2 separate regions of the Homo sapiens genome follow, and region 2 is linked to region 1. A link is a loop called in an ENCODE intact Hi-C map of the cell type or tissue named here. Cell type or tissue: Calu3. All regions are shown on one strand. Links, peaks and the distances in the headings refer to the core of each region. The heading gives the core; the rest is flanking DNA.

The links. Peaks named below come from ENCODE experiments on the same cell type or tissue, not always from the same donor. Only the 100,000 strongest peaks of a DNase experiment are listed, where the experiment ranks them.
Region 2: a loop joins it to region 1, with 4 times the contacts of the local background. A loop is called at or near these places in 2 of 110 quality-filtered maps.

Annotation. Positions count from the first base shown.
Region 1 is chr5:64,812,560-64,824,155 of GRCh38, forward strand. All of the region lies in intron 10 of CWC27 (CWC27 spliceosome associated cyclophilin), which reads left to right. Among named protein-coding and RNA genes, the nearest start is that of CWC27, 49 kb to the left of the region's middle. In Calu3, for the core only: no CTCF peak of the experiment used is centred there; no DNase peak of the experiment used is centred there.
Region 2 is chr5:65,327,496-65,339,091 of GRCh38, forward strand. ADAMTS6 (ADAM metallopeptidase with thrombospondin type 1 motif 6) reads right to left here. Exons shown (of 25, transcript NM_197941.4): 8 at 6,547-6,590; 9 at 1,883-1,988. Among named protein-coding and RNA genes, the nearest start is that of ADAMTS6, 150 kb to the right of the region's middle. In Calu3, for the core only: no CTCF peak of the experiment used is centred there; a DNase peak (open chromatin) is centred at 6,796.

The DNA.
Region 1 (11,596 bases), core at 3,578-6,077:
AATCTTTCTGTTTAACAGCAAATATTAAGCTTTGGACCAGTCTCAGGTTTAATGAAATTTACATGCTAATTTTTACTAGAACTTGATTTTTATTTTTGTATATTTTTTCCTAACCAATCATTCTATTCTCAAATATATGTTATTCGTGTTCCCAGCCACTGTGTAAGAACTGGTGCGTGCCAGGAAGTGGTAGGCTCCAGGAACATGAAAATAAAGGAGATATGGTTTCTATCTGGAAATGTTCACAATATAGTGTAAGAATAAGAATTGTCAACAATTAATTACAATTCAGTATGACAAGCGCTCTGCTAGACGTGCATACAAAGTGCTATGGATGTTAAGTAGGCAGTATATATTTCAGGAAAAGATCAAAATACCAGATTTAAAAGGGTTGAACAAAAATTGCCATTTTTGCAAATCAAAAACAGTCAAATATCAGCAATTTCATATGTATGACTCTGATGCTAATAAAATAAGTCATTTTTTGGAGCTACTATTTAAAAGGAATAACACTTTAACATTATATTCAATTATTTAAATAATGTTGCATAATCTCTCAATGTAGACTAGGTGGTTTGTTTTAATTGCCTTTACCAGTTATGGTTAAAATTTTGGAATAGTATTAATTGTAATAGAAACCATACTATATTTAGCATTTCTGGCAAGCTTCCATTTTTCTTCTGTTTGGACATTAATAGCAATAATTTTTGGATATTCTGGACTAAACTGTTTCTTGGGCCACTTGAAATAAAAATACCACTTTTAAAGTGCCTATTCAGTTCATTGAGAACCAGTTAATCCGTATCCAAGGAATCACCTTCAAAACAAACAAACAAAAAAAATCCTTGAACTTCAGCTATGTATATCAGAAATATGACAACCCTACTGTTTTTACAATTAGATTTTGTATGGCAGACAGGAAGCAGTGAAATGCACATGTGGGAGAAGCTTCTCTTGTCAAAATAGAAAAGAGGTATTTGCATCTCTTTAGAATGTATTGATTTATATTATCCTTGAGAGTTAGAATCCATTGATCTCACTGCATCAGTTTATAGGGAATAGAATTGTGCATTTGAAACATAGATTTGACATTATGTGCAGAAAAACATTCTTTAAGTTATTCAGCATTGGTCTCTACCCCGGAACAAATATAGTCATGTTGAAAAATTGTGAAATATTCACTGCTTTCTGGCCTTTTTAGGCCATATACTGTGAATTCCCTGTAAATTAAATTGGAAAGTATAGTTTGGGAAGAGAAGGGCCACTGAAGAAGTAAAGTTCTTCTTTGTTTTACACAAAGTTGGAAGTACATGAAGTTATGCAAGAGCCTGAGGGAAAATTATAATTAGTGATTTTATTTTTGCTATCTCTAGCTCTTCTTTTACTCCCCTTTTCCTCTAACTCAAGCTTGTCCAACCCGTGGCCCATGGGTCACATGCAGTCCAGGATGGCTTTGAATGCAGCCCATCCTGGGCTTTCTTGGCAAACTTTCTTAAAACATTATGAGATTTTTTTTGCGATTTTTTTTTTTTTTAGGTCATCAACTATTATTAGTGTTAGGGTATTTTATGTGTGCCCCAAGACAACTCTTCTTCTTCCAGTGTGGCCCAGGGAAGCCTAAAGATTGGACACCCCTGCAACTGTTCAGGGGCTTTACTACCCTTTGGATACCACTTCGGTTTTGCACAGTCATTTAGTTCTTCCTTTGAACTAGGTACTGCACTGGGGCCCAAAATACTGAAATTAGTAAGTATCAGTCTCCTTTCAAGTTGCTTAGTTTCTAATAAGCAACTTGAAAACAATACCTAACCTATACAAATGAATAAGGGCTGTGAAGGGTTCATAGGTGTTCTGGCTAGGAAATTGTTCTGTTATTCCACAGATATTTATTATTATTCTACCTTGGGGTCAGACACTTTGCTAAATCAACTTATTTCCCTAATATAACTTCCACAGCAAAGGTATAAGATATACTTTGTTTTATGATCCTTCTTTTACAAATGTAAAAACTGTACTTTAAGAGGTTAAGTGACTTGCATTATGTCCCATAGCTAGAAAGCAGCGACACCAGTACTTGAACCTGCAATGGTATGACACCTCTACAGAGCCTAGAGAGGGGTTGGCCAGAGCCAAGTCATGTGTGTCCAGCTAAAGAAAGACTGACATGAAATGTTTCTAGCAAAGATGTGACATTATTTCACATATATTATAATATAACTCTTTGTAAGCATAGGGGATGGATTAGAAGGAGACTGAAGCAGAAAGACGAATTAGATTATTACACTAGTCCAGGGAGAAGTAATAAGGGCCTAACTAAGGTGTAGTATCTGTGGGGATGGATTTGAGAGATATTAAGGAGGTAGATTTATTAAGACATGGTAACAGATTGGATGTAGGAGACCTGAAGGTATATTTCAAATATACCAAAGGTATATTCCAGATGACTCCTAGTTTTCTGGCTTGGAAGACTGGCTAAGAAGTAGTAGTAATAAGCATTGAGATAGGAACACTGGATATTCCTACTCCTCTCCTCAGATATTTTTGCCCTGTTGGTCCTTTCTGATATACCTCTGTTTTGCTACACATAAACGTATATCCTGAATTGTTTCTTATTCAATTGCTTTCTTTATTAGTCAGCTATATTAGGTTATGCACCCAAATCTCAGTGGCTTAAAAATCTCAGCTAATATTTGTTTTCTTGCTCTGGCTACATCCTGATGGGCAGCTGTGGATCTGCTCCACATCATCTTCATTCTAGGCCTGGGATGAAGGAACAGCTCCTCTCTGAAATGTGCTACTCTCATGGCAGGAGGAAAAGAGTGATGAAGGAATGATATGCTGGCTCTTAAAGCGTCTGCTTCGAATTGGCATATGCCACTTTATTTCACTGGCCAAAGCAAGTTATATCGTTAAGCCTGATGTCAATAGGATGAAGTATAAACCTTTCATAGGGAGGAGCAGTGAACTGTTGGAAAAGATAATGCAATCTACTACAGTCTCTACGATTTAAACAGAAATTGCTGTCTACATCTATGACTATGTAGTAAGTTTGATCATCATATTCCTGGCAGCCTGGAGGAAGAAAATGGCAAATATAATAAAAATTATATAATTACCATTACCTGAATTTTTAAAAAAACTATATATCAATTCCTAGTTATTTCAGACTTCTAGAAGTACAAAATTCTAAAGGAAATTTTATCTTATCAGTCTTTACACCCAAGGGTGGAGAAGAATACAGTGGATATCTTCCATAATTTCACAGATGAATAACACTTCATATACATACAACATTAAATTGTAACTTTCTTATTAGATATCTTAAGAATCCTTTGGTTATAAGGAATAGAAACCCACTCAAATTAGCTCAAGTAAAGGAATTTCTGTATGAAGGAATAGGGGAGTTGTATAGAATCCAGATAAAAGAATTGCATACAGTCTTTTCAAGAAAGCAAGTTGTCAGGAAGTTACATTTTCTCTCTTTTTTTGCAGCTTTTCTCTTATACTTTTCTTTTATTCATTTGTTCCATTATCCTCACATACCTGTTTTCTCCATAGAGCTCTAGTCTGCTACTTGTTGCAGTTGAGTTCTTCAGAAGTAAATTGACTGGATTTCTGTGTCCAAAATCTGAATATTTGGGAGAGAGAATCTTATTGGCGTGGCCCAGGTCAGGTGTCCACTCAATTATGCCATTGATAGAGGAAATGGAAAGCCACGAAGTATGCAGATGTGGCAAGGATGGGTAGCTCCTCCAACATCTATCCTTCCTTCCCTCTTACCAGAATGCCAGTGTTTAACTGGAGTCATGGCTGCTTAACTGAAACACATTCATCAGTCTCCTTCATTGTTAAGTATGGTCGTATGACCAAATTTTGGCTAAAGAGGTGAAACAGAAATGTGTCAGACATTCAGGCCGTCTTTTTTAAAGGAAGGAAGAAAGAAGCTAGCCCTCTTTCGTACCTGCCTCTTCCTGTCAGCCTGGCACACAGATTTGATGACTTGAGCTAAGGACGGTAGAATAGAGAGGAGCATGCGTCCTTGAAGACTTCGTGGAACCATTGTTGCAGCTTGAAATGCCTACCTCTGGACATTTCCTATATGAGATAAACTACCTTTCAGGTTGATTCAGTCACATTATTTGAAATTTCTCTTATGTGTGGTAGAACCCAAAATGATACAAGGCAGCTTTTTTTCAGGCCTGTGAATAGAGCAGGTTCTCTAAGATGGGAATACAGCAGGGAGGAAACGAATGGCTGCATCATTATTTCTAATAGTTTTTGTAGTTGATTTTCTTGTTTTTCCTGGAAGAGAGTCATATCACTTTGCAACACCCAGCATCTCTACCCCTCTTCTCACTTTTGGCTGATCACCTTGTATTTCATTAAGAAACAGAAGCAGTGAGAGAGAACTTGTTCCTTTTCCCACCACCAAATCTACCTATCTGCATCTGAATCTATTTTCTTCTGGCAAGGGCAACCCCTTCACTCTGTGTCCTGGTCCTCATATCCTTTTACTTTCTCATATGTTTTGGCCGTGCTATTACCCACTTTACTCTTTTTGCTCACTTTGCACCAAGCATATTCTTCTCATACCAAGGTCACTCCTCTTTCAGGCCTCTGCACTTCTAGTTACCTCAGCATGAAACTTTCTTCTCTGAGTTATTCTTAGTAGCCATTCATTCTTTTTGTTCAGTCCCTTGCTCAAATATCATCTTAACAGAGAGGCCTTTTCAGACTATACTATTTAAAACAATTTGCCTCTATTCTACCAGGGGTACTTATTCAAGTGACCTAAAGACAAATTTATAAAATTTGCTTGACTTTCATAAAATACATATGTTAGGATCTACTCCTCTAAAACAACAACAACAACAACAAAACCTCAGTAGGTTTAGTATATAATTTAGAAATCATTTTTTTCTACAAAGTTCTACAACTTTTTAAGAACTAACAACCACTGTAGTGTTTATCAACATTAATCTTCTAAATGAGTGGATTTGTTTAATTTTGTTAGTTTTACTGAATCTTGGCCTTTATGTGTAATTGTCTTATAACAGCAGACACAATATAAACCATTCAGTAATGACCTACTTTGAAGTCTCACAGAATTCATTATGATTATTTCCTAGCTTTTTGCTAGTTTTGATATGTTAGTGATATTTGATCTCTCCTCCCTCCTTACTCTTTATTATTTAGATATAGCTATACCATGAGTCTCAGTTATTTAATTTATGTGTGTGCATATATATTGATTTAATTGTTTTTACCATTTAAATGCACCTATGTGAGTGTTAAGCCTTCAGTAGGATTTCCATTTTTATTTTGAAGCACATCAGTGCCTTGTTATATCTTTAAATGTAATTTCACATTTGATTTATTTTTTGTGTACTCACATTTCTTTTAGAGACCCTTAATACATGTTACTGCTTTTTCTAATTCCTAATTTTATGTTGTGAACTTAGCCTGCTTTTCATTTTAACATTTATGGTGTTGATTTACCTACTTCTTTACAGTTATCTTATTTTAAAAGTCTAAAAATTATATGATAATTGGTGGGTTTCTGCTCTTTCTGAAAAGTACTTTTCTTAAGGTCAAAGGCAGATGTTAATTGGCATATGAGTTTAAGTTGCTGAATCACTTCTTTTTAATCTGTATTTTCAATTTGTTCTGGAAATTCATTAGATCAAAGGTATGTATGTACTCAATAGATAGGAAGTTAGATTTGTCCTTACTGTATATTTGATTTTCTTGATTCTATTGAAAAAAGAATGTTTTCTTAGCTTTGAAAGTTATATAATGACTTCCTGCCAATTTCTTCTTCCTTTTAGATAAGCGTTTACTTTAGTTTTATTAGTCATTACAAATTAATAGAATTTCCGGATATGCTTTTTTTGCTCACAATATTGACAGTAACTTGAAATATTTTAAAGACAGGCTTTGTTTAATGAAGTTAAAACGAAAAGCCTTTGGCTTGGCTCCAAAGCATCCAGATAAATATTACATAGGCCTGGGACAAAGACTAGGGTGTTATGGGACCTTGTATTTTATATCCTGCTGCTGTTTGGTAAGAGTAAGTTTTGGGTGAAGTATGTATGTACATGTCTAGTCACCTATAAAAAATGATATATGTAGCTGACCTGTGGAAATACATTTAGTGTGATAGAAGGTGAGGTTATCTAATCCTGATGGTACTGGAGAATAGCCCAGAAATCAAAGACCAGGATAACATTGCAGTTATTCAACAGCCTTATTGTTTGGCTTTATACTCATTCTCAGGTAGGATTTCTTAGTATTTTAGTGAAGTTTTAAAAATTATGTTTTGTTCCTTTTATTGTTTTAGCCTGTGCTGTATAGTATGAAAATAATTATAGAACAAAATGTGCTTACCTTTTAGTAGCTATTTAAAGATATTTGCTCCTAGGTTTTATGGTCAATTAATTAGTAATGAAAATACACATGTTGCTTAGCTTTTTCGTATATGTTGGGAGCATAGGTGAATAAAGGCAAATAAAGTTAAAAAGCAAGTTGGGATCTAGATTATTTTGTCTTTTTAATGCTAGGTTCGGATGTTTGCAGAAGACAATGGTCACTTGACTTTAAGGAGACAAAGTGAGAGGTTTCCTTTTGTTAGCCAAACTAGCTTTATTTCTAAATTGTGTCAGTGAACTATAATAATTTTCAGTGGGACAAAAGGGACATCATACTGGACTTAATAATACCTGGGTGATGAAGTAATATATACAAGAAACCCCTCTGACATGTATTTACCTAGGTAAGAAACCTTCGTGTGTACCCCCGAACCTAAAATAAAGTTAAAAAAGGGTGACTGATATGGTTTGGCTATGTCCCCACCCAAATCTCCTCTTGAATTGTAGCTCCCTTAATTCCCACATGTTGTAGGAGGGACCCAGTGGGAGGTAATTAATCATGAGGCTGGGTCTTTCCTCGTGCTGTTCTCATGATAGTGAATAAGTCACACTAGATCTGATGGTTTTATAAAGGGGAGTTCCCCTGTACACGCTGTCTTTGCCTGTCACCATGTAAGATGTGACTTTGCTCTTCCTTTGTCTTCTGCCATGATCATGAGGCCTCCCCAGCCATGTGAAACTGTGAGTCAGTTAAACCTCTTTCCTTTATAAATTATCCAGTCTTGGTTATATCTTTATTAGTAGCGTGAGAATGGACTAATACGGGGACAAAACACCTATTATAGTACTTAAGCATGGCCTGCAACACAAACTGACAACTTAGGACTCTTGCCTTTAGAAAGGAATTACAACCTAAGGATGGTTAAATTGCAGCATCACTGCTTTCAGTCTTTGGTATTATGGTCATAGTTTGGGAGAATGTTTGAATTACCTTAATTCATGCAGTTTAAGGTCATTCAGAGCTTTTTGCTATTAATATGTATAAAAACCCCTACTAAATAATTTTCATAAAACTGATAAATAGTGTTTATTCCAACAAAGACATATATGAGAAAATTTTCAGTTTATTCTTTCAAAAGTTTTAACTAATATTTTAAGAGTGTTTGAAAGTTGATGCTGTGTATTTATTTGAACTGTTCTTTTTTTTAAATACTGTAACTGCTCAAGATTACTTTAGATGAACACCTGGCACCTAAACCGGGTATAAACAAAATGGAAACAAATAAAACCTTACAAAGCTGTAAATCTGACATGGAAATATACTATGCCAAAGGGCACACTTCATCTGGGCTCTTTAAGGTGAAACAACTCCCAGTTTTCAGCCAGAGCAGTGACCTGGCCTTAGTATATTGTGCTATTGTACAACAGTCTTTATCTGCTTCACATCACTCAAGTTCTGTTTAACTTTTTGTTGTTGTTGTTGTTGTTATATTTTCATTCTAATTCTTAGAACAAAAAGAAATCCTTTTACAGAGTATGATACCTTGAACTAGAAGAGCCACTTAAGTATATGTGAACCAATATCTAGAGTGTGACATACCTATTAAATCTTAAAGAAGGAAAAAAAAAGAAAAGATGGTTAAAAGATAGAGAGATAGATCAGTGGGACAGAATACAGAGTCCACAAGCAGACCTACACAAATATAGTCATCTGATTTTTTTGACAAAGGTACAAAGATAATTGGATTGAAAAATGATAGTCCTTTCAACAAATGGTACTGGAATAATTGGAGATCTATGTGCAAATAAATAAATCTTGATACATACCTTATATTTTATATAAAAATTTACTCAAAATGGATCATAGACCAAAACATAAAACTATTACACTTCTAGAAGAAAAAGAGAAAATCTGTATGAACTTGGGGTTTGACAGTGAGTTTTTAAACACAAAAAGCATGATCTGTGGACAAAAATGATGAAGTAAACTTTATCAAAAAAAAAACAAACCTTTGGTTCTGTGATAGATGCTTTTAAGGAGATTAAAAAACAAGCCACAGACTGGGAAAACAATATTTGCAAACCATATATCTGATAAAAGACTTGTATCCAGAATATATAAAGAACTCTTAAAATTCAACTATAAGAAAACAAAGCAATTTTTTTTTTTTTTTTTTTGAGAGAGTCTCACTCTGTCGCCAGGCTGGAGTACAGTGGAGCAATCTTGGCTCACTGCAACCTCCAACTCCATGGTTCAAGTGATTCTCCTGCCTCAGCCTCCCAAGTAGCTGGGATTACAGGCACGTGCCACCACACCCAGCTAATTTTTGTATTTTTAGTAGAGACGGGGTTTCACCACGTTGGCCAGGATGGTCTCAATGTCTTGACCGCATGAGCCACCATGCCCGGCCAACAAAGTAATTTTTTAAATGGTCACAAGAGCTTAACAGATATTTCCCCAAAGATAATAGATGAGGCAAATAAACGTGAAAATATGTTAATATCCTTGCTGAGATGGACTATTAAGCCAAAAAGGATTTAACATTTTCTATGTATTGTTACTTCACACTTCAGCATATAGTGAATAAGGAACTAGAGGAAAAGAAAGTTTAAGGCATATTTGTTTTTAAAACTTACCTGTTTTAATCTTCTACTGCAGGGAACATAGAGCTTACATTCTAGTACTAACCCTTAGTTTTTTGTTTTGCAGAAAATCCTGAAGCTGCTCTCTTTACCATAGGATCAGAGTGGTATTGCAAAAAGAGTAGGGGAAGAATGGTGAAGTTAGAGAGCTTTCCCACCTTTCCCTAATTGTGTTTTTAAAAGTTTAACTTATTCAGGATTACTCTCCCAGAACTTGGCAATATAGGATTTAAACACAGATATCCTTGACTTAACTGCCATATTATACCTCCGTTGAGATGAGGGTTAAGGAATGGGATATTAGAATGGTGTACCAAGGATATAGAAAGTAGGTGCAAGGGGATAGGTGAGAGTTTGATATCCTGATAACTGCAGGAACTTTTGTACACATGGTTGCATGTCTGCCGGAATTGGTAGAAAGTGTTAGAAAAATAGACTGGGGCCAGGTCATGACGGGCCTTGTATGGCGTATTTGGAAATGGACTCTGTCCTTTAGATGGTAGAAAACAATACAAAGATTTAAAGTTGGAAAGTTACATGATTAGGGTTTGTTTTTGGGAGATCACCATTGTATAATAATAACATGGAAAATAAACTGGGAGGAGCCAAGGTTAGAGATTGAGGAGACAGACATGACATGATGAAAACCTTGAAGCAGTGTTCTGTTTGATAGGTAATTTGCATCCATCAAACAGTTTTTCAGACATCTACAATATCCAAGTGGCATAAAGCTCTCAGCTGAGCCAGATAGTTAGCTGTGTGTATACAAAGAAATCTATATAAAACACAAGATTAGAGAAAGTACAGTAGCTTCATGGAACATGGAGAGATTAATTTTGAATTTATGGATTAGGAAGTCTGCATGTATGCAAGTAGCATTAATTTTAGGCCTTGAAGAAGGGGTAGAGTTTGAATAAGAGGAAATGGGTGGGGAAGGGAATTTCCAGAAGAGGAAACTGAGAAAAGTACAGGGTGTATTTGAGGAATAATCTATTGTGACCAGAGGAGAGAATATAGTTGGAAATAAAGCTGGAAAAGATAGGTTGGAACCAGATAATGATTTACCTTCCTGTATAATAAACTGTAAATACAACTCATTTTGCTTTATTTGTGTGTTATTTCAAGTGTACAGATAAACATATTAATAGATTAATTTTTTTAAAACTAGAGTAAATCAATTTGAAGGATTCAAGGCTGGATTAATATTGAATTTCTGCATTTTTGGAAAAGAGTAATATGAGTAGGAAGGTTTGTTAAGATTACTATTTTAGATTATTATTTTACTTTTTACAATTTGAAAATGAATATCAAATCACTACAGTAAATGAGGTAATGGTTTAGTGAGAAGAATGAATTTACATAGCACGATTAAAACAAATTTTATTTCTAGCACTAGGCTAGAATTTATTTGAATAACAAATGTTACTCAAATTTAATGACAACTGTGATCTATGAATATTTAGGTTCTGATGCCAGCATTGTTTGCTAGAAATGAGATCTGAGTAAACCAATTTTTCTGAATCTCCTGCTTCCTCATCAGTAAAATGCAATCAATACCTGCCCTTCCTATTTCAGTGGTGTTTTGATAAGGTCAAATGAAATGTGTACATGAGACCACTTTTAAAACGTAATGCCATTGATGGCCTGTGATTATAAAGTTGAAAGTACCATTGATACCACACAGTCCAGTTCTGTCATTTAACAACCATAGAGCAGCTCACTGTCTGATACTCTCTTCCAACCATGGCGTATTTCAAAGTAAAATTAAAAATTAATTTGTCAGGTAATTGACAATAGTTATTAAGCCTATATGGCAACCAGAGTATTATCTTTTAAGCGACTGTATTTAAAGGGTGTAGTTCCAATGAAGTAGAATTGATGAAGCCAGTCTATAGGGATAGGGAAACAAGACAAGCCTACCTACAAAATTAGTAGCTATTATCCTTCATAAGCATCCTGGTTTTCCCACCTCCTACATCCCTCTGTTGGATACAGAGAATGACTTGGCATCAGATGCAATTACTGCCTAACTCATGCTCTGTAAAACATGAGCACATGAAATTAAGAAAGTAATACATTAAAAAGTACCAAATAGTATAAACAGACTGAGCACTCTAAATACATAGGGAATCTCTGTAAAATGTTAAGTCAAGTGAAGTTAAATAGAATTTTCCTGAAGGTGCGTTTTAAGGCAGGTTTATGCTGCCAACCAGCCGGAACTCAAACTGGAGTAAGTAGGATATAAGAGTAATTTTGCTAGTGAAAGGAATGGTCTCTTTTAAGATAATATTTGCTAATTGTATTTTATAAAAATTGTTAATTATTTTTATTTCTTTTGTTTAATTTTGAATGTTTATAAAAAATGAAAGCATTATATTTGAGAACATCCTGTTTATAATAAAAACTTTATGACAACCTCATAGAACAAAAATAACGTGTCTACCAATGTGATTATAGATATGTTCACTGAAGGAAACAAATTTAAAAGATAAAGTTCTAACTTTATCTAGCTAGTGAATGCAAGTGTTTTATTTTAGAAACATAAATGTCCTTGCTGAAAACCCAATGACATTTATTGCTTAGGA
Region 2 (11,596 bases), core at 5,808-8,307, 520 kb after region 1:
TTGTGGAATTTTTTCCCCATTTTTAACACTCATACTTTCAAACAAGAGTTAACTGTGAAACAAAGTTACTCCAAGATACATAAAACTTCAGAGGTATATTCTATTTCTCTTTCACAATTTTTCTACATAAGGTACAAGCCATTCATTGTAGGAAGAATTGAAAGGATTTACCTATAAGGCCAACAACAACAACAAAATCTAGGAAACCTGGGAAGTTGCCCAATCAGAATCTTTATAAAAGATACAAAGAAAGATAAACCCTTACCTCAGCTATTTAAGTACGTACATACAAGAATGGAATGTGAAATGTGTGTGTTGACATTGACTAACTTGTGACTACATAAGATAATAGTGTTTTCACATACACAGTGTTCACCCACTGTATGTTACTTTTCCTAACCTTCCAATTTAACTGAATCTAACAGAACCTAATAAATTCAGTTTGATTGCATAAGAGTATGACAGTCATTAATTAGCCAGATTTTTAAGTGAATTAAAGATAAACTGCTTGGTTAAGGGGGGGCTTTTCCTTTTATTCACCTGATGTTTATTACAATGGAAAGTAGAATACCAATATTTTAAAGTCTTCATTAAGAGTGTAATACTGACTTTTCCTGTGTCTGAATCAAGCCGGGTTTGAAACTTGCTGTTTATTTAAATTTACACCTAAATCATATCAACTTGATAAAATTTGATTGCAATTTTGAAATAATGCAGCCGACTGACCCAATTTTACTCTCCACTTCAACAACAACAAAAAAGCTGAACTACAGATTTACCTCAGGAATTACCTCTGAGGTAAGTATATAAAAAACATTGATTTTTATTTGTTCTTTTTCCCCTATCTATGACGCCACCAAAAAAAGCAGAATATAAAACTTAAATTCTACAAATGTCAGGAGTTCTTGCAAGTAAGCTGGTTGTTTTAGCTAAAAATGCTTGACTAACATTTTAAAGTTTTCTCTCATTTTTTGTTAGCAGATATAATTAGTCATTTGCTAAACGTCAACTGTTTCTGTTTTAGAAGAGCTTTCCTGCTAAAAAAAAAAAATCCTGTTAGTAAATTGGAAGCTCGTTTGTTTAGTTTTTACCTTTATAAAAGCATCAGAATCAGCTTAGAAATTGACTAATTGAGGCAAGTCATCTTTCAGTCAAATTTCAACACAAATGTTGAAATTTTAAAAAAAAAGTATTATCAAGCTTCTCTTCCTCCACATGAATAGGCTTTCATATTACTACTGCCTGTTGTTTAAAATTTTAAAAATGGTATTTTTTGCATGGGTGGGGGCAGGGTACATAAGATAGTTTTTCCTTTGGCACAGGTTCACTTAAAACAAACATTAAAACCTTCAGGTCCTCCTAGAAAGAAAGGAGGATGGTATTGTGTACTTCTTGCAGTTTTTTTTTTCTTTATCAATGACATACAAATGCACCTGAAAATACAAGTTACATAGCAATGTCTGCACAAACTTTATGCCTGGAAAAGGGATGCTGACAGCTGTATGAAGAGTGAAAACTAAAAATACATTTTATGGTAGTGACGTCAATGATTTTAAAATATATATGCATTGTCACTTGAGGAAAATAAAGATCATTTAAATAACTGGACTTTATAAGGAAACAGGTATTGAGGAGACTGAACAAAAACTTAAATGTGGTGCATTCACCACTGAGGATACTACTCTTTGAATAACAAAGATTATCTAACAAGTCTCCAGTTCTTCAGGTGATTTATCCCAATACCCACAATAATAACATCATCTATTGGAATCAGACAAAAAGGTAGTAAAATAAGGTTCAGCACAGCCTTTCCATACAGTAGTTACAAGTTGCTCAAGAGCAGAGTTCTAAAATTTATTTTGATTTTCTTAAACTCACTCACTTGTGACCAATCTCATGTGCAATGGTAAAAGCTGAACCCAGGCCAATGTCTTCATTAATGCTGCAGCTCCTTTCAGGCTCACACATTCCAGCCACAGAGGCCAAGCCTGAATAAACAGAAAGAGACACAAAGGGTCAAGCCAAGGTGTTTCAGTCTTTAAAAGCCTATATTTATAAATGCCTGGATTCTTTTTAATAACCTCCATGCACAGAAGGAGCCGTTGGCAAAAGGTTAACTTTCTAGTCATTTGCAAAATCACTGGGGGGAATTTCACTTTGCCGGCTAGACATTAATATTTTTTGAACTGCAGTCAGTGCTGGAAAATGTCTAGACTAGGGGTTAGATTTATAAATTTTACTTCTGGTAACTTGGGACCACCTAGTAACTTGAGCCAGAAGAGGGAATTCAAGAAAGCATTTCTATTTTAACATTCTTCAGGCTGTAGAAAGCAAAATATATCCACATTATTTTTCTAAAGAGATCTGTTTAAGTTTAGTGGGTTCATAAAAATATACAAGCAACTTTCTAGTTACCAAAAAAAGGGGGAATCCCAAATTATTTTTTAAGTGATATTTTTATTAAAAAATAAAATGAATGATTCAAAAGATGGAAAGGAGAACTGTTAAAGATGGGAGGTTTTTGCATTTTTTTTAATCTCAAATTAATCCTGACAGTGATGCAACAATTTCTTTTAGTATTTTAATAGGAGGAAAGTCATTCACACATTCAGTGTCGTTTTTCCTCTCTCCTATCCCTTACTTCAATGCATTAGAGTTTTACTAATAAAGCAAATACTATGGTGTTAATTCGCTGATTCCAGTGAAATGTTATGTTACTCAAGGTATTCTCCCCTTGGGGATTTTAGTATGTAGAAGTTTTAATATTTACTTTCAAATGAATATCATGCTGTGTGAAATACTACAGAACTTTAAAGCAGTGCTTAAAAAAAGAATTTTTGTGCAAAAGCAAAAATGTCATCTCTTATAAGGAAACAGATGCCAAATCATATTTCATGCACATAGAAACAAAAAGTTATTTAGAAGTTGAAGGGGAAGTAGGAAAAACATTTTTTATGGTCAGTAGTCTACTATCATCACCCAAACATTAATAATTACTTTCCCACCAAAAGTGATTTCGATTCAATTCAATGAATATTTATTGAATACAGTAAGCAATGTTCTGTGCTAGGTATAATTTCCCAGCTGTACTAATTAGAAACAATAAATGGTATTCAATCCATATTTTTACTGACAAGAAAGCTCTAGAAGTTGTGTTTCTCTGTATTTTCTAATATGAGTATCAACAGCTACATTGGAACAGAGATGAGATTAATGCTGGATTTGCTAATAGATCGTTTGCTTTTCCTACTGTTTTATGCGAGACAGGCAAGAGTTGGGGAGGGAGTTGATTTCTGCCTCACAGAGTTATAAATACTGGTGATACCCCTGGGCTGCCCTTCCATTCATTAGAGGTATTGGGACCTGAAAAAGAGAATGTAAAAAGTGGAGCAGGATAACTTATTTTTTTGTTTCAGTTAATTTTTGGTTAATATTTAATATTTGTTTAAATATTTAAAATATTTTAATGAATGTCATTTCCAATCTCCACTGAGAGAAAGAGACAGACACACACAGTGAATTTTACTTTTATTTTGAGAAAAATAAAATGAGAAGTAGAATAGGAAAATACCTGAAATATTTTTTTAAAAATTGCATTATATTATCTGGCTTTAAGTTATTTGGTTCAATGTGGCCTATTATATGGGAAGAACAAAGCCACTCTGAATACTGTTTCTGTTTTGGCCTTTATGAAATGTATGTTTTTTCAAAAGAAAAGCAGAATTACTAAGAATAATTATTGTTAAATTAATGTTTCTTACATTTCCCAAAATCTATTATTCCATGGGTTAGCTTTTGGGTTTTGTTGTTGTTGTGTCGTTTTTTGGTATGTGCCATGTGGCTGTATTTTCAATTGAGAATTCTCAATGACTCCTCAAGGTGTATTTACAAGCACAGATTTACTTCTGCCATCTTATATAAAATTATTATCTCTGCTAGAACAACAACTTCAGAAAGAATATACTTGGAAAATTCCTACTTATTGAAATATAAAGCTAAATCTTAACTAAAATGAAAGTATTTTAAATGCTAATGTATTTTCACAACCCCCCACAATTTTCTGTATACCTATAAAATTGAGACTGTCAAAATTCTTATGTGTGATTGTGTTAATGGCGATTTGATAACTATTTCGGTCATTTAGGTTTCCTCAGCTTGATGGCCACAGTTTGCACCCTTAAGCCTACTTAGCCATGTTACAATTGGTCATCAGAATTATTAAGCAAAAGACTATGGAAAAATCAGTATAAAAACCAATATGAAAGTGACTAGAATACAACTTAAAAAGTAATCTGCTCAATTCTGTACTGATAATATATTTTCCATAGATGAAGTTAAAACGTGTGTGTGTATATATACATATATATGCAGCTCATTCAGTTTTCACAAGAAGTAGTATAAAAACAATATACAAGTTTATAATTTGAAAAATAACTTATATTGAGCTTGAAAGTGCATTGACACATACCTATTAATGTACTGATTCTATAAATTAATAAACTATCAAAGTTAGAACACATTATTTTGAGAAAAATAAAATGAGAAGTAGCATAGGAAAACACCTCAAATCTTTGCCAATAATGACAATCAAAGTACTAGGCAGTACTCAAAATACTTTATTTCTCAAAATACTTTATTTATCAAAATAAAAGTAAAATTCACTGTATGTGTGTCTTACCAATGTCATTAGGTTGGTGCAAAGTAATTTGCACCAATCTAATACAATGAAGAGCATATGTAAATAACCTACCTTCAAAAAGCAGAATATATATATAGGGAGAGACAGTGAGGGTATATATATATATATATATATATATAGAGAGAGAGAGAGAGAGAGAGAGAGAGTGTATATGTGCAAATGTGTGTATGTGTGTATATACACATTTCTTCAAATATAGATACACTAGAAAAATACTAGCTCTGGCTAATATGTGCACCTGATTTGAGGTCTAGTGTCTATTATATCTAAAATTGACTGAACACTTAATAAATACTTAGAGAATCTGTGAACAGTAAATATGGGGGGTAAGTTTAAAAGAATAGGCAATTTCTACATTAAATAATACCAGTTCATTTTTATAAACCTCTTTACTAAATACATCTACATTTTTTTCCTTAAATGATTTTAACCATGTCCATGTAGCATAAGGGCAGATATTACTCCTACATCATAGATAACAAAATTGAGGAACAAAGAGCTTAAATACACTGTAAAAGTTAATGTACTGAAACTGTCAAAGCCAGTTGTTAGTTCCCAGTTCAGAGTCCCCTCTGTTGGATTATGTTGGTCTTGTTAGCTTAAAACACTACAAAGTAAATCTTTTTGATGTGAGCTCGCTCAGCAAAGAGAGCTCTGTCTCCATTATGCTTTTTAACTAGCAAGCTTCTCCATAGTTAATACTCAGCATTGGCTATTTGAGATTTCTTCTTCAGCCATAAATCCTAAGGGAAATGGGTAGGAGAAGCCTGGGAAGTCAGGTAAAATTATCAAGAGAAATTTTAGTTTCCGAAGAGATATTTCACTGAACTTCCCAGGCAGTTGCATAACACTTTTCCTCCTACAACTACTTTAATTTGATCTTTGCAAAATGCTTGTGAGGTGCATAGGAATCAATTTCATAACTATTGTTTTACAGATAAGAAAATTGAGACTTGTCATAGAGAAACTAGAGAATTCATCTTCAGTTGTTTACCTTCTGAGTCTGTAAAAAGTCTCTATGACCTTAAAAAATTGAGAAAAAAAGCTTCTGTCCTTTAAAATAACTTTAGTTGCTTAATAATTTAGACTACTGGAGAGCTACCTTTTTTGCCCATTTGTATTTGCAGTTAACTATGAAATTATGCTCTGTAACAATGTGTAATTTTTAAAATTCTAGAATACTACAAAAATGCTTTTAAAAAGACAAATGACCCTTAGGGAGCACAAGAAAGATAATCCTGTCCTCTCTTTTCACCTGTGGCTATAATATTTTATAAGATTATTTTTTGTTGTTGTTGTTTGGGTAGTATAAAATTTCCAATACTATCTTAATTTATGGGGCTATACTTTTTCCACAAAATTGTACCAAAAAAAGTATTGTTCTTGGTGCCTCTTCATTAAGTATCCTTAGTTGTGTTTTTTTTTTCTTTCCTTTTCTAGCCTGAAATTTCAAGATGTTGACTGCTTTCATTTACTCTCACAATCTTGGTATTTCTAGAAAATACATTACAGAGATAGATTATATGAACATGAGTGATAACCTCGATTTATAATTCTTTAATGAATTTGAATCATATTCTAAGTTAATTTTAATAATCATTCCAGTTGTCAAAAAAGCCAATGAAATTTATATAATATTTATGATGGTAATAAATATTTGTTTCCTAGTAAATGACATATCCACAAAGGCTGGGTGTAACAGGTTTTAGGATTTCAGATGTACAGAAAGGAAAATGACCAAATTAATAATAAAGATTAAAGTCATTGGTCCAAAAAGACAATCAGAACCATTCTACCTTTATTAAAAAAAAAAAAAAAAAAAAAAAAAAAAACCAAAAAAAACTTACCCAGTGTTCCACAGGGCTTATTTTTATAAGTGCAGATATCATATCTATGGAGAAAACAGAGATGAAATTTGTAATCTGATCAGATTTGTAACATATTTTTCTATATTCATCATACTTCTCTCCTGAAGTTGTCAGACCACAATTAATGCAATTATGAGCAATCAACTGGAGTGTCGGCATTTTCAGCACTCTACAGTGCTGAGGGACACCACAGGCAGCACTACACTCACAGCCTCTGGCTGCAAGCCAATAGAACACCTGCCAGTAAGAAAGAAAGGTTAAAGTGGATTTTTGTAATCGCAAGTTCCATAAAACGATCTGCCATACTGTTTTGAAGCTAGAGTACCTTGTCTGCAGACTGTTACTACTTCTGCAAAACGCAAATAGGTGGCTTCTTATTTCCAATCTCCTTTGAACCTGTGGGAATAGGTTTTGTTACAGACACAGACTGCATTTTATACTTCTGAGCTATAGGCACTATTTGGAGTTGCTTTAACTCTAGCACAGGTTCTTGTTAAAGAAAAAAAGATATTGTAATACAACAATGGGAATAAAATTTATATTACATATTTCTCCTAGTTGTATACCAGCAAATTAGCATGGCTAAAATACAAATATTTTTAAGTGATTTTACAACAGGCTAAATGAATCTGTCAATAGAAACCTTCCCTAATGTTGATCAGATTTATTCTATACCATGCTGCATTATAACTCAATACAAAATATTGAGTCCATAATGTTGCATATTTTAAAAATATTACATTTCGAATCCTGTCAATATTGATATAAACATTTATTTTAAGCATTTTCAGTATATCCTTGTAAACATTTTTAAAACCAAAAGTATTTAAAGTTTCTAAAGTGAGAGTAAAAAATAAATGTAAAAGGCTAAAAATTTTTATTTGCCTCTGTTTTATGCTAGAAGCGAAAAGATTTCAGTTAAAAAGTAAAGCTTCACAAACTACAGGGAAATTCAAGTTGTAAGAGTTCTCTTTTATTATATATAAATAACGATTAGTCAATATTAGTAGGGGAGAGGGTTAGCAAATAATCCCATTCTTACTTATCAATCACCAGACTAAATTGTATATTATAACCAGCCATATCACTGGGTTGTTGAACTCATTAAAATTTCTGGAGATACCCTCTGTCTATCTTTAGAATTTCAAACTCTTCATCCTGCTCATTTTACATTTGAGGAAAGGGATTTTCTTTTCCTCTTGCATAAACTTCTCTTCTGACCATTCACATATTCATCCTCTCTATTTCTTCTTTTGTAATTGGTAAGCCATGGGACTGCAATGCTTGGAACACCCTCGAATGTAAGATATAGAGAGGGTACCAGTGTACTCATCGAAGCACCATAAAGTATATTCTTGGTGTCACAGTCAATTTATCTTGCAACATAGTGTGTTATGCCTATTGTTACATAGCCACAACCTTTTCTAGCAGTCTTCAAGAAAACGTAAAGGAAGACTTTTCATGGTAATGCAGATACAGATGTTTCAATAGAATCTATTTCTAAACCTCCAAGTTCCACAGTGCCCTTCCTAAAACTGGTCTACCAGTTTGCTGAACATTTATCATATGCCCAGGTATAGTGCCATATACTAGGAATAGAAAGATAAATAAGTTACTTTTGGTCTATTTGGGGAAATAAAACACAAGTGATATATTACAGAAAAATGTTGAAAAAAGATTAAATAAAATAAATGTAAAAATAGTTAGAGTTACATTATGCAATCAGTATTTGTTAACTACTATCATGATGATTATTGCCATAACCTACTTAAAAACAAAATATAGAAATACAGACAAAACAGTGAATACACATAGAAAACTAGGAAACAGATTCATATAGGACATACATCTGAAACAGGTTTTAAAGATTAAGCCAGATTAAAAAAAAAGAAAAGTAAAAGCATTCCAAGAAAAGAATAGAGTATTCAAAGGAACAAAGTCTAGAAAGAGTATGGCATATCTGAAGAACGATGAGAATTTCAGAGAGGCTGAAACATTGAATGCTAAACCAGATTTGTTTTTCTTATAGACAAAACCAACTTAGAAAATAGTTTGTATAGTAGAGAAGGATTTTTTCAAACCATGAGTATATATACAGATTGAGTTTATATATAGATATAAATCTGGAAGGATAACAGTGGGTATCTAAGGGAGAGGTGGGAGAGTAGGGAGAATATACATACATATATACATTTCTGTACAACCAACTTTAATCAGAAACTCTTTCAGCTATGCCTGTCTCTGATGATAAACACAAGAGAAACTTGATAATTAGCCAATGAATGTCTAATGAATGTTAAAAATGTGTTTTTCATTGCATTGAAGGAAAAAATTAGTGGTGCTCCAGATCTGTAGATTGGCCAAAATATTTCAGAAGCACTGCCCCACTTTGCATGAACCCATACAAAAACCCCACAAGCTTTGCAGGATGTATACTTAGGTAACACATCTGAGATTTGTCCTGTATGTCCACTCAATGGTTTGGAGTATTAGGGTTCCTGATAACAAATATAAGGGTAATAAATTCTGTCCCCATAATATTTTCATATACAAATTGAGGGCACTCTTCATGCAAAGTATTGTCAGAGCACCTAAATAACAGAGTTGGAATGTCATCAAGCTTATAAAATAAGGAATATGATATTTGTGCCTTCCTGCTTATTTTACAGATATTTATATTTATAATGGAATTTGATCTAAAACTTCCCTTCATTATAACTGATAACCTTTATCCACCAAATCCTAAGGTTTTGCCTGAACATACTAGCTTAGCTCAGTTTGCAACAATAAAAATTCCAGATTGATAAATGGAAGGCATGACAAGGTAATAAAAAAAAATTTATATGTGGCTATATCTACCATGATACCTACTTCTAATAGATTTATCTTCTTTAGGCCATTCTTATAATTGCCTTCCCTGAATATGTATCATGGAATAGCAGAAACAGACTGTGGGCAGAAGAAAGACTTCAGTCATGGATTAAAAAGTACACCATCTTATCCATGAATTATATAATATAGAATCAAGTTGTATTTATACTATAAATTGGGAATAATAAATCTGAAACATTAAAGTTTCTATTGAAGGTAAACTTCACTATACTTAATTTCCATTCAAATATAGAATTGATGAATATGAATATTTTTCCATACTTTGTGTATACTCACTCAATATCATGTTACCTGCACATAACAAAATGTTCAGCAGAAGTGCAAGGTAATCATTTGAGACATTTTTTAAAACTCAAAATTGCTTTTAGTTTATTATTTACATATTTTATAAACTTACTATTATCTCATATTTTACCTTTTTCAATTTCTTTTTTGTGGGATATTTCTTACTCTATTCATTCTCTTATTCCTATTTTCCTTCTTCTTCATGTATAAATTCCTGATTCTTTCCTTTCCCACAAACTATTCTCTGTGCTGTCAGCCCCATATTTCTTACAAATGTAAAAATCTTGAGAAATCATTTAATTCAAGCTCTACTACACTTAAGCCAATGTCTCTTAAAGTAGGCCAAATATGAACCAGCTTATTTCAGTTCCTCGATATAACTCTCAGTCGTCTCCCATCTTATATTTAAATATCATTTTTAAATTTTATGCTATAATAATAATCTTCACTAACTTCACACCCTCTTTCTTTCTTTTACCTAACTTTCTCATTTTTACTTTGCATCATATTCACTCTACATCCCATCAACTCTTCTCTGCCATACTGTGGGTTTACCTTATTTTCCTCCAGATCCAAGCCACTTCAGGAAAAATTACAAAGAAAAATAATGCAAGGAGTCTCGCTTTATCCCAAATATATAATTGGTATACTTTTAGGACTTTTATTGCAGCAGTACAAATTGAAGAAAGAAGAGATTGAGGAAAAGGAATTCTAATTGCTTACTCTCAACACCCTTTACAAAAATCAGTCACTACTAAATCCTTACCAACCCACAGGTGGCAGAAGCCCCCAAACTTAGGCCTGTGATCCTAACTTCAGACTAGGCTAAGAAGTACACTGGAATGCTAAGAATTAAAAGAAAAGCTGAAATAAAATTGGAAAATGTTCTTTATTCTGAATTTGGATAGAAAAATAGCACCTTATCCCTATGGTACTTTTTTGGTTTTCTTTTCGTGAAAGTGTAATAACGGCTTCAGATGAAAAAGAATTAAGAAAGTTGGTCATAGGGAATCTACATAAAGCCCAGTACTTTAGGGAAATCAGGGTTCCACTTTTGAGTGAGTAGATGAATGCATATGTTGCCATTCTTTTACCCTAAATTCATAATGACGTTGGACAATTGAGCAAGATCAAAACTAGAGAATTTGGTTGAGACTGTAACGTTGGTATACTTTTTGGGTATGGATACTTTCAACTCTTTAATCTTCTAGTCACTTTTGCCTAGGCATGGCTATCAGAAGAAACTGACCAAAACACATGATTAAGTTGCATTTTAAGATCTCCAAAATATAGCGTTACCTTCCACCACCAGCAGACATGCCCCCAGGGCAGCCAAGCAGCCTTTTGTCTGAATCCCAAGCCTGAGAAGCAGCCCCATGGGCTGCCCCTGAAAGACACACCCTCCCAGCCAGCCAAGCAGCTGTGTGCCTGAGCCCAGAGCCAGGAATATAGCCCCATGGGCCACCTGCAGCAGACACCCACCCAGGCCAGCCAAGAAGTCATGTGACCACATCCCAGGCCTAAGAAACAGCCGTGTGGGCCACCACTGGCAAACACGCCCTAGGCTAACCAAGGAGCTGTGCAGCTGTGTCCTAGGCAAGATAAACAGCCTGCCCCCAGCAGACTTGCCACCAAGCCAGCTGAACATCCTTATGCCTGCATTACAGGCCTGAGAAATAGCCCTGTGGGCCAACCCTGGCAGACACATCCCCATGCCAGCCAAGCAGCTGTGCACTCATGTCCTGGACCTGAGAAATAGCCCTCCAAGCCACTCTTGGCAGGCACACCCCCAGGCTGTCTAAGTAACTGCATGCCTGTGTTTCCAATCAGAGTAATAGCACGATGGCCCTAA